2 separate regions of the Homo sapiens genome follow, and region 1 is linked to region 2. Evidence: read pairs that join two places in POLR2A ChIA-PET (ENCODE). Cell type or tissue: A673. All regions are shown on one strand. Each heading gives the region's core, and the rest is flanking DNA. Links, peaks and the distances in the headings are about the cores only.

Evidence for each region. Peaks named below come from ENCODE experiments on the same cell type or tissue, not always from the same donor. Only the 100,000 strongest peaks of a DNase experiment are listed, where the experiment ranks them.
Region 1: POLR2A ChIA-PET joins it to region 2 with 5 read pairs; 2 of 35 experiments call an interaction of 5 or more read pairs at or near these places.

The regions. Positions count from the first base shown.
Region 1 is chr19:41,126,283-41,130,665 of GRCh38, forward strand. It overlaps CYP2F1 (cytochrome P450 family 2 subfamily F member 1), which reads left to right. Exons shown (of 10, transcript NM_000774.5): 10 at 1,619-2,099. The coding sequence ends at 1,800. Among named protein-coding and RNA genes, the nearest start is that of CYP2F1, 14 kb to the left of the region's middle. In A673, for the core only: a CTCF peak has its summit at 570 (motif pointing right); a DNase peak (open chromatin) is centred at 1,799.
Region 2 is chr19:40,902,799-40,907,187 of GRCh38, forward strand. No RefSeq gene overlaps it. Among named protein-coding and RNA genes, the nearest start is that of CYP2A7, 23 kb to the left of the region's middle. In A673, for the core only: no CTCF peak of the experiment used is centred there; no DNase peak of the experiment used is centred there; H3K27me3 peaks cover 866 bases.

The sequences.
Region 1 (4,383 bases), core at 1-4,000, 220 kb after region 2:
GGAATGGTGGCACATGTTTGTAATCCCAGCTACTCTGGAGGCTGAGGCAGGAGAATCACTTGAACCCGGGAGGCGGAGGTTGCAGTGAGCCAAGATCATGTCATTGCACTCCAGCCTGGGCAACAAGAACAAAACTCCATCTCAAAAAATGAATAAATAATAATTATAATAATTATTATTTAACTTGGGCCAGGCACATTGGCTCACACCTGTAATCCCATCACTTTGGGAGGCTGAGGCGGGAGGATCGCTTGAGGCCAGGAGTTCAAGACCAGCCTGGACAACATGGCAAGACCCTTTCTCTACTGAAAATGTTAAAATTACCTAGATGTGGTGTGGTGTGCATCTGTGGTCCCAGCTACTTGGGAGGCTGAGGTGGGATGATCACTTGAGCTCAGGAGTTTGAGGTTACAGTGAGTATGATCATGCCACTGCACTCCAGTCTGGGCAACAGAGCGAGATCCTTTCTCTAAAATAAAAAATACTGACTAGCCAAAAATAAAAAATATATAAAAATTTTAAAAGAAAAAAAAATTGAACTTGGGAGTGGTCATTGTTTACCTCTCCACTGGGTGGCGCAGTTGAGGTGGTTCTAGGGGTTTTTGTTTTGTTTGTTTGTTTTTTGGCTTTCCTCTTTACCCTGCTGAAAAACTCCCTCTTTACTCAGTGGCAGGAAAAGAAAAAACAAAAAACTGGCATAATAATAGGTAACTTACCATATTGCCTACTGTGCGTCAAGTGCTGCCTCTACAAGAGCCCAGCTAAGAGCTTATGTTTTCCTCTGGGAATGTGTGGCCCAGATTCCAGCAGGGTTTGCATCCCATCTGTCACCCCCTAGCTGTGTTGCCTTGGGTATGTTACTCCACTTCTCTGTGCCTCAATGTCCACATCTATAAAATGGAGATAATACTAAGGCCTGCCTCTTGGAGTTGTTAGAATTAATTGCGATGTAATGCTCAGAGTAATGCATGGCCCATGGTAAGCTACTTACAGCCTCACTGCTTTCCCTGTGTTTACCATTCACAGCAGCCTCATGAGGCACTATTACTATCCCTCCTTTTATTTTTCTTTCTGAGACAGGGTCTTGCTGTCACCCAGGCTAGAGGGCAGTGGCACGATCATGGCTCACTGCAGCCTTGATCTCCTGGGCTCAAGTGATCCCCTCGCCTCAGCCTCCCAAGCAGCTGGGACTGCAGGCATGTGCCACCTTGCACATTTTTAAAATTTTTTTTGTAGAGATGGGATCTTGCTGTGTTGCCCAGGCTGCTCTCAAACTCCTGGGCTCAAGGGATCCTCTTCCCTCGGCCTCCGAAAATGCTGGGATTACAGGCCTAAGCCAGCACGCCCAGCCTTCATATCCCCATTTTAAATATCCAGAACGTGTGGTTTGTCCAGGATCACAAAACTAGTAGTGACAGGGCCAGGATTCGAACCCAAGCAGCCCAGGTCATTCCACTCCACAGTTTAAAGCATCTTTCCCAGTTCTTTACATGGGTGAATCTGTGACGTCCCCAGCTGCTGTCTTCCTTTCCTCTTATGTTTTCCTCTGGGAATGTGGGGTTGCAGCCTCTAACCTCATCTTATCTCACCGCCGCTCCCCATCCTGCCACCCCTGCAGGGCGCCGTCTGTGCCTGGGAGAGTCGCTGGCGCGCATGGAGCTCTTTCTGTACCTCACCGCCATCCTGCAGAGCTTTTCGCTGCAGCCGCTGGGTGCGCCCGAGGACATCGACCTGACCCCACTCAGCTCAGGTCTTGGCAATTTGCCGCGGCCTTTCCAGCTGTGCCTGCGCCCGCGCTAACGCCCCGGCCCTTCCAGATTCGCCTGTGAGCGATGAGGCCCGCCCATGCGGGTTGCTACGTCCCCTTCTTGGTCCACAGTCTGCCCTCATCCCTCTGGCAGTCACGCTGTCTTCCCTGCATGCTGTGCCTGCCGCGTGCCCTTCCCCCATCCCTCCAATCTGTGCCCCGTCTGCAGGGCAGAGGCAGATGTGGCATGTCTTTTTGTACCCACAGAGCTTGTTCTATGGCACGCCCTTTTCTAGGCTTTTTGTATCATTTCTTAGTACATTGTAATAGATTCAAACCAGTCTTGGCTGAATTAAAGTGAGAATGAGAGTCATTTAGGATGGGGAGAAGGGAGCTGGCTGCAGAGATGGAGACACTGGCTAGTTTTGCCCTCACCTTTAGGGTGGCTAGGGTGGGACAAATTGTATCCTGGAGACAGGCTTGAAGGTAAAGGCTGCGAGGACCTGAAGCCAGAGAGGCAGAGAAACCAAGACAGAGAAAAAGGCAGCAGGACCAGGTGAGGTGGCTCACACCTGTAATCCCAGCACTTTGGGAGGCTGAGGCGGGAGGATCGCTTGAACCCAGGAGTTTGAGACCGGCCTGGCAACAGAGTGAGGCCTGACTCTACAAAAAGTCAAAAAGTGGGGCAGGAGGATTGCTTGATCCTGGGAGGTCGAGGCTGCAATGGGGTATCATTGCGCCACTGCATTCCCGCCTGGGAGACGGGAGTGAGACCCTGTCAGAAGAAGAAAGAAAAAAGAAGAAGGAGAGGGAGAGGGAGAGGGAGGAGGGGGAGGAGGGAGAGGAGAGGAAGAAGAAGAAGAAGAGGAGGAGAAGGAAGAAGGAGACAGCAGCGAGATATCAGAGAGAATATGCAAGAGATGAAGGGCACTGCAGAGAGATGGAAGCAGGGCAAAGTGAGGCTAAGGAACAAGCACTGACACTAAATGACACTCCCTATTTGCACGCTGTTCTGAATGCCTCATTAAGTCTCCCTATGAGGCAAAGCCATGTTTTTTGCTTTGGTTTGATTTGGGAGGTTTTTTTTCTTTCTTTCTTTCTTTCTTTTTTCGAGACAGAGACTCGCTCTGTTGCCCAGGCTGGAGTGCGGTGGCGCGATCTTGGCTCACTGAAACCTCTGCCTCCCTGGTTCAAGTGATTCTCCTGCCTCAGCCTCCTGAGTAGCTGGAACTACGGGCATGTGCCACCACTCCCGATTAATTTTTTGTATTTTTAGTAGAGACAGGGTTTTACTGTGTTAGATAGGATGGTCTCAATCTCCTGACCTCGTGATCCGCCCACCTCGGCATCCCAAAGTGCTGGGATTACAGGTGTGAGCCACTGTGCCTGGCCTGTTTGTTTCTTTTATAGGCAGGGTCTCCCTCTGTTGCCTAGGCTGGAGTGCAATGGCACAATTCAAGGCTCACTGCAACCTTGAACTTCTGGGTTCAGCTGATCCTCCTGCTTCTGTTTCAGACCACCAAATAGCTGGGACTACAATCACCGTGCCTGGCTAATTTTTTTTTTTTTTTTAATCTTTAGTAGAGACAGAGTCTTGCAGTGTTGCCTAGGCTGGTCTTGAACTCCCGAACTAAGGCGATCCTCCCACCCAAAAAGCACTGGGATTACAGGCATGAGCCACCACACCTGGCCACAAAGCAGTATTATTATCATGTTTTTACAGATGAGCAAACTGAGGCTCAGAGAGGTGAAGTGAGTTGCCCAAGGTCACACAGAAACAGGCAGAGCTGGGATCTAAATTCAGACTCTGAGGCTACAGACACTGCACTTCTTTTCTTTTTTCTTCTTCTTTCTTTTTTTTTTTTTTTTTTCTTCCAAGAGAAGCTGTCACTCTGTCTCTCAGGCTGGGATGCAATGGCATAATCACAGCTCACTGCAATTTCAACCTCCCAGGCTGAAGAGATCCTTCCACTTTAGCTTTCTGAGTAGTTGGGACTACAGGCTGCACCACAACCACACCTGGTTAATTTGTTTTTATTTTTATTTTTTGAGTTATTTTTTGAGACAGAGTCTTGCTCTGTCACCCAGGCTGGAGTGCAGTGGCTCAATCTCAGCTCACTGCAACCTCCACCTCCTAGGTTCAGGCAATTTTTGTGCCTCAGCCTCCTGAGCAGCTGGGATTACAGGTGCCCGCCACCACACCCAGCTACCTTTTTTTTTTTTTTTTTTTTTTGTATTTTTAGTAGAGACAGGGTTTCACCATGTTGGCCAGGCTGGTCTCGAACTCTTGGGCTCAGGAGATCCACCCGCCTCAGCTTCCCAAAGTGCTGGGATTATGGGCGTAAGCCACTGCACCCAGCTGCTAATTTTTTTATTTTTAATTTTTGTAGAGGCAGTCTCACTATGTTGCCCAGGCTCGTCTCGAACTCCTGGCCTCAAGTGATCCTCTAGCCTCAGCCTCCCAAAGTTCTGGACAACCCGTGCACACCACCATGCCCTACTCAGACACTGCACTTCTAACTACTACCTTTTAATTCACAAGTCAGAGACCCAGAAAGAAAGAGGCAGACACCCTTAAATACAGAGAAGAGCAGAGAAACACAGACACTAAGATATGGGAGGCAGGGGGAATCGAG
Region 2 (4,389 bases), core at 205-4,204:
GTAAGAATATGAGTAGGAAAAAGAGGCTGTGGTAGGGGACCAACAGCCAAGGTAATGTTCAAAGCTATCTGGTAGGACCTGCTGCCACACCACCCATCTCCTGGGTACTGAACACCTGACCCACCCCCTGGGTACTGCCATGGGACTCTAGACCCACTGATGCCACTATAGATGATTTCCTGATTGTGTCTGTGTTTTTGTCTCACATCCTCATGATTAAGAGTTCCAGACATCTAGCCACATGTTAAAACCTTAGGGTTCAAGGTGAGGTGAGGAAGAATGAATACCTCCTTCAGCTGTTGTAGTGGGAGGCAAAGCCTTGTCCCTGATCAAGAGCCACACAATAGGAGGTACTCAGAAAATCAGAAAAGAGTTTTGAGACTGTGTGTATAATAAACAATAAATGCGGCCAGGCATGGTGGCTCACGCCTGTAATCCTAGGACTTTGGGAGGCCAAGGTGGGCAGATCACTTGAGGCCAGGAGTTCGAGACCAGCCTGGCCAACACAGTGAAACCCCATCTCTACTAAAAATAGAAAAAAAATTAGCCAGGCATGGTGGTGCATCCCTGTAATCCCAGCTACTCAGGAGGCTGAGGCATGAGAATCACTTGAACTTGGGAGGTGGAGGTTGCAGTGATAGTGTCACTGCACTCCAGCCTGGGCAACAGAGTGAGACTGTCTCAAAACAAACAAACAAACAAACAATAAATGCCATTATATACATTATGGGAATTAGATCCTCCGGGAAGCTGAGATTTAGACGGAGTTAGGGGTCCATCATTTTATTGGAGGGAGGAGGGTAATGCATGTGAAAGACCAAAAAGGAAGGAAGCAGATGACACTGGTAGCAGAAAAGTCTTCAGAACAGGATGCAGATCCAACACTTGTGAAAGAAAAGAAGGAAGGAAGGAGGATTGGACAGAGACAGGCCAAGACCACCAGGCAGAGATAACAGACCCATAATCCAGAGAAAAATGCTGTTGGGGATGGTTTATGTTGGACAGATAGGGTCATGCCCTGGATCCCAGAGTCCTTAATTACTATTTGGGGCTTCCTTGGAAAAGCATGGGTTCCGCTCCACACTGAGGTGGGTCCTAATGGTGCTGCAACTGGAGACTCTCAGCTCACTGCCCTTATTGAAGCTGATTGGAAAGTTCTCCATGAATGAAGATTCAAGTAGCACATCCCTATGCCCACCACAGACACCAACATACAAACCCACATCATTAAAGCCTTGGCACCCCCTTCTATAAATGCAGCATCTCAGAGCTACAAACACACCTCGCAAGTACACAGTACAATGGGCATCAAACATTTTTAGCTGTGAAACGTTTTTTAAAATGATCTTACTTGCAAATAGAATACATAAAGCAGGCCGGGCGCGATGGCTCACGCCTGTAATCCCAGGGCGTTGGGAGGCTGAGGCGGGTGGATCACCTGAGGTCAGGAGTCCGTGACCAGCCTGGCTAACATGATGAAACCCTGTCTCTACCAAGAAAATACAAAAATTAGCCGGGCATGGTGGCACGTGCCTGTAGTCCCAGCTACTAGGGAGGCCGAGGCAGCAGAATTGCTTGAACCTGTGAGGCAGAGGTTGCAGTGAGCTGAGATCACGCCACTGCACTCCAGTCTGGTGATAGAGCAAGACTGTGTCTTAAGGAAAAAAAAAAAAAGAATAAGCAGGAGAGAGAATTGTTGATCTCTCTTTAGGTAAAGCACAGAAGAGCTATAGGTCCTCAAAATAGCCTTCATTTCTATTTATGACGTGAGCCTATTAGAAAGTTCCTAGAGGCTGGCGCGGTGGCTCACGCCTGTATTCCCAGCACTCTGGGAAGCCGAGGTGGGCGGATCACGAGGTCAAGAGATTGAGACCAATCTGGCCAACATGGTGAAAGCCCGTCTCCACTAAAAATACTAAAATTAGCTGGATGTGGTGGCACGTGCCTGTAGTCCCAGCTACTCGTGTGGCTGAGGCAGGAGAGTCGCTTGAACTCGGGAGGTGGAGGTGGCAGTGAGCTGAGATCAAACCACTGCATTCCAGCCTGGCGACAGAGTGAGATTCTGTTAAAAAAAAAAAAGTTCCTAGAAATTCTGAGAATCTAAGACATTGTAGTTATTCAACACACATCGGGTCCTTCCAAGGGGCCCACGGAAGGACCTAATGACATAATGGTGACCAGGAAAAGCTCAGTGACTCACCACATAGGGCTCACAGCCCAGCAGGGAAGAGTGCTCCATCCTTTACAGTGACGGCCCAGCATAGCCCAGCATAGCTCTGATGAAGGAAGCACGGAGTAGAATGTGGAGGACTGTGATGGAGGAAGCCCAGGTGGATTAGGTAACACCAGGAAGTATGAGGCAGGTTAGAGGGAATCCGTACTCCTGCTATCCCCTGGAAGTAATTCATTTAATTAGAGTAAACATTTCTCAGAAACTAGGTGAATCAATTTTCTTCCTAGAACTAATCAAGACCTACAAGTCAGAGAGGACATTTTCTTTACTGTGAGGTTTTTTTCTTTATATTTGTTTCTTTTCTTTTTGAAAAAGCCTTTATTGATATAACTTACAGATCATAAAGTGTACAATTAAGTGGGTTTGGGTGTATTAATCAATACTGCAACCATCACCATGGTCAATTTTAGAACATTTTCATCACCTCTACAAGAAACCTCATACCTTCTAGGTCTTACCCCTTTTCCCCCACAGTCAATTCCCTGCCCTGAGCAACCACGAATCTACTTTTCTTTGTAGATTCACTTTTTTTTTTTTTGAGATGGAGCCTCGCTCTGTTGCCTAGGCTGGAGCGCAATGGCACAATCTCTGCTCACTGCAACCTCTGCCTCCCAGGTTCAAGAGATTCTCCTGCCTCAGCTTCCTGAGTAGCTTGGATTACAGGCACCCACCACGACGCCAGGCTAATTTTTGTATTTTTAGTAAAGATGGGGTTTCACCATGTTGGCCAGGCTGGTTTTGAACTCCTGACCTCAAATGATCGTCCGGCCTTGGCCTCCCAAACTGCTGGGATTACAGGCATGAGCCACCATGCCTGGCCTAGATTCTCTATTCCTGACTTGCATATAAATTAAGTCATATATTATGTGGTCTTTTCTGACTGCGTTCTTTCACTAATACTTTTTTAAAGGTTCATGCTAGTTGTAGCATGAAGTTCTGCTTCATTCCTCTTTGTGGCTGAACGAAATTGCATTGTATGGATATATCACCTTTTATTTATCAGTTTATCCAGGGATGGATTTATTAGCTTCCTAGGGCTGCCTAGGAACCTAGGTACATATAACAAAGTACCACAAACTGAGTGGCTTAAAAAAACAACAGAAATGGGCTGGGCACAGCAGCTCACACCTGTAATCCCAGCACTTTGGGAGGCTGAGGGGGGCGGATCACAAGGTCAGGAGATCAAGACCATCCTGGCTAACACAGTGAAACCCCGTCTCTACTAAAAATACAAAAAATTAGCCAGGCGTGGTGGTGGGCGCCTGTAGACCCAGCTACTCAGGAGGCTGAGGCAGGAGAGAATGGGAGGCAAGGCGGAGCTTGCAGTGAGCCGAGATCCTCAACTGCACTCCAGCCTGGATGACAGAGCGAGACTCCGTCTCAAAAAAAAAAAAAAGAAAGAAAGAAAGAAAGAAAGAAAAAATCCCATATTCTCCACTTATTCATCCCTCCTCCCTAAACTCCTGGCAACTACTGATCTTTGTACTGTCTTCACAGTCTCACTTTTTCCAGAATATTATATAGTTGGAATCACACAGTATGAAGCCTTTTCAGGCTGGCTTCTTTTACTGAGCCATATACATTTAAGGTTCCTCCCAGTCTTTTCATAGATTGATAGCTCATTTCTTTTTATTGCTAAATAATATTGTATGGATGTACCACAGTTTGTTTCCTCATTCACCTGTTAAAGGACATCTTGGTTGCTTCCAAGTCTTGCAATTATGAATAAAGCTGCTGTAAACATTTCTGTGTAAGATTTTGTGTGGATATAAGTTTTTGTGTGTGGATATAAAGCTCATTTGGGTTAATACCAAAGAGCCTGATGGCTGTATCACATGGTAAGAATCTGTTTAACTTTGCAAGAAACTGCAAATCTGTCTTCCAAATTAGCTGCGCCATTTTGCATTCTCACCATCAATGAATGACAGTTCCTGTTGGACCACCTCCTTGCCAGCATTTGGTGATCAGTTTTGGATTTTAGCCATTCTAATAGGTGGGTAGTGGTATATCATTATTGTTTTAATTTGAAATTTTTAGTGACATATGATGTGGAGCATCTTTCCGTATGCTTATTTGCTATGTGTATATTTTCTTTGGTGAGGTGTCTGTTCAGATCTTTTGCCCACTTTTCATTGGGTTGTTTGCTTTCTATTGTT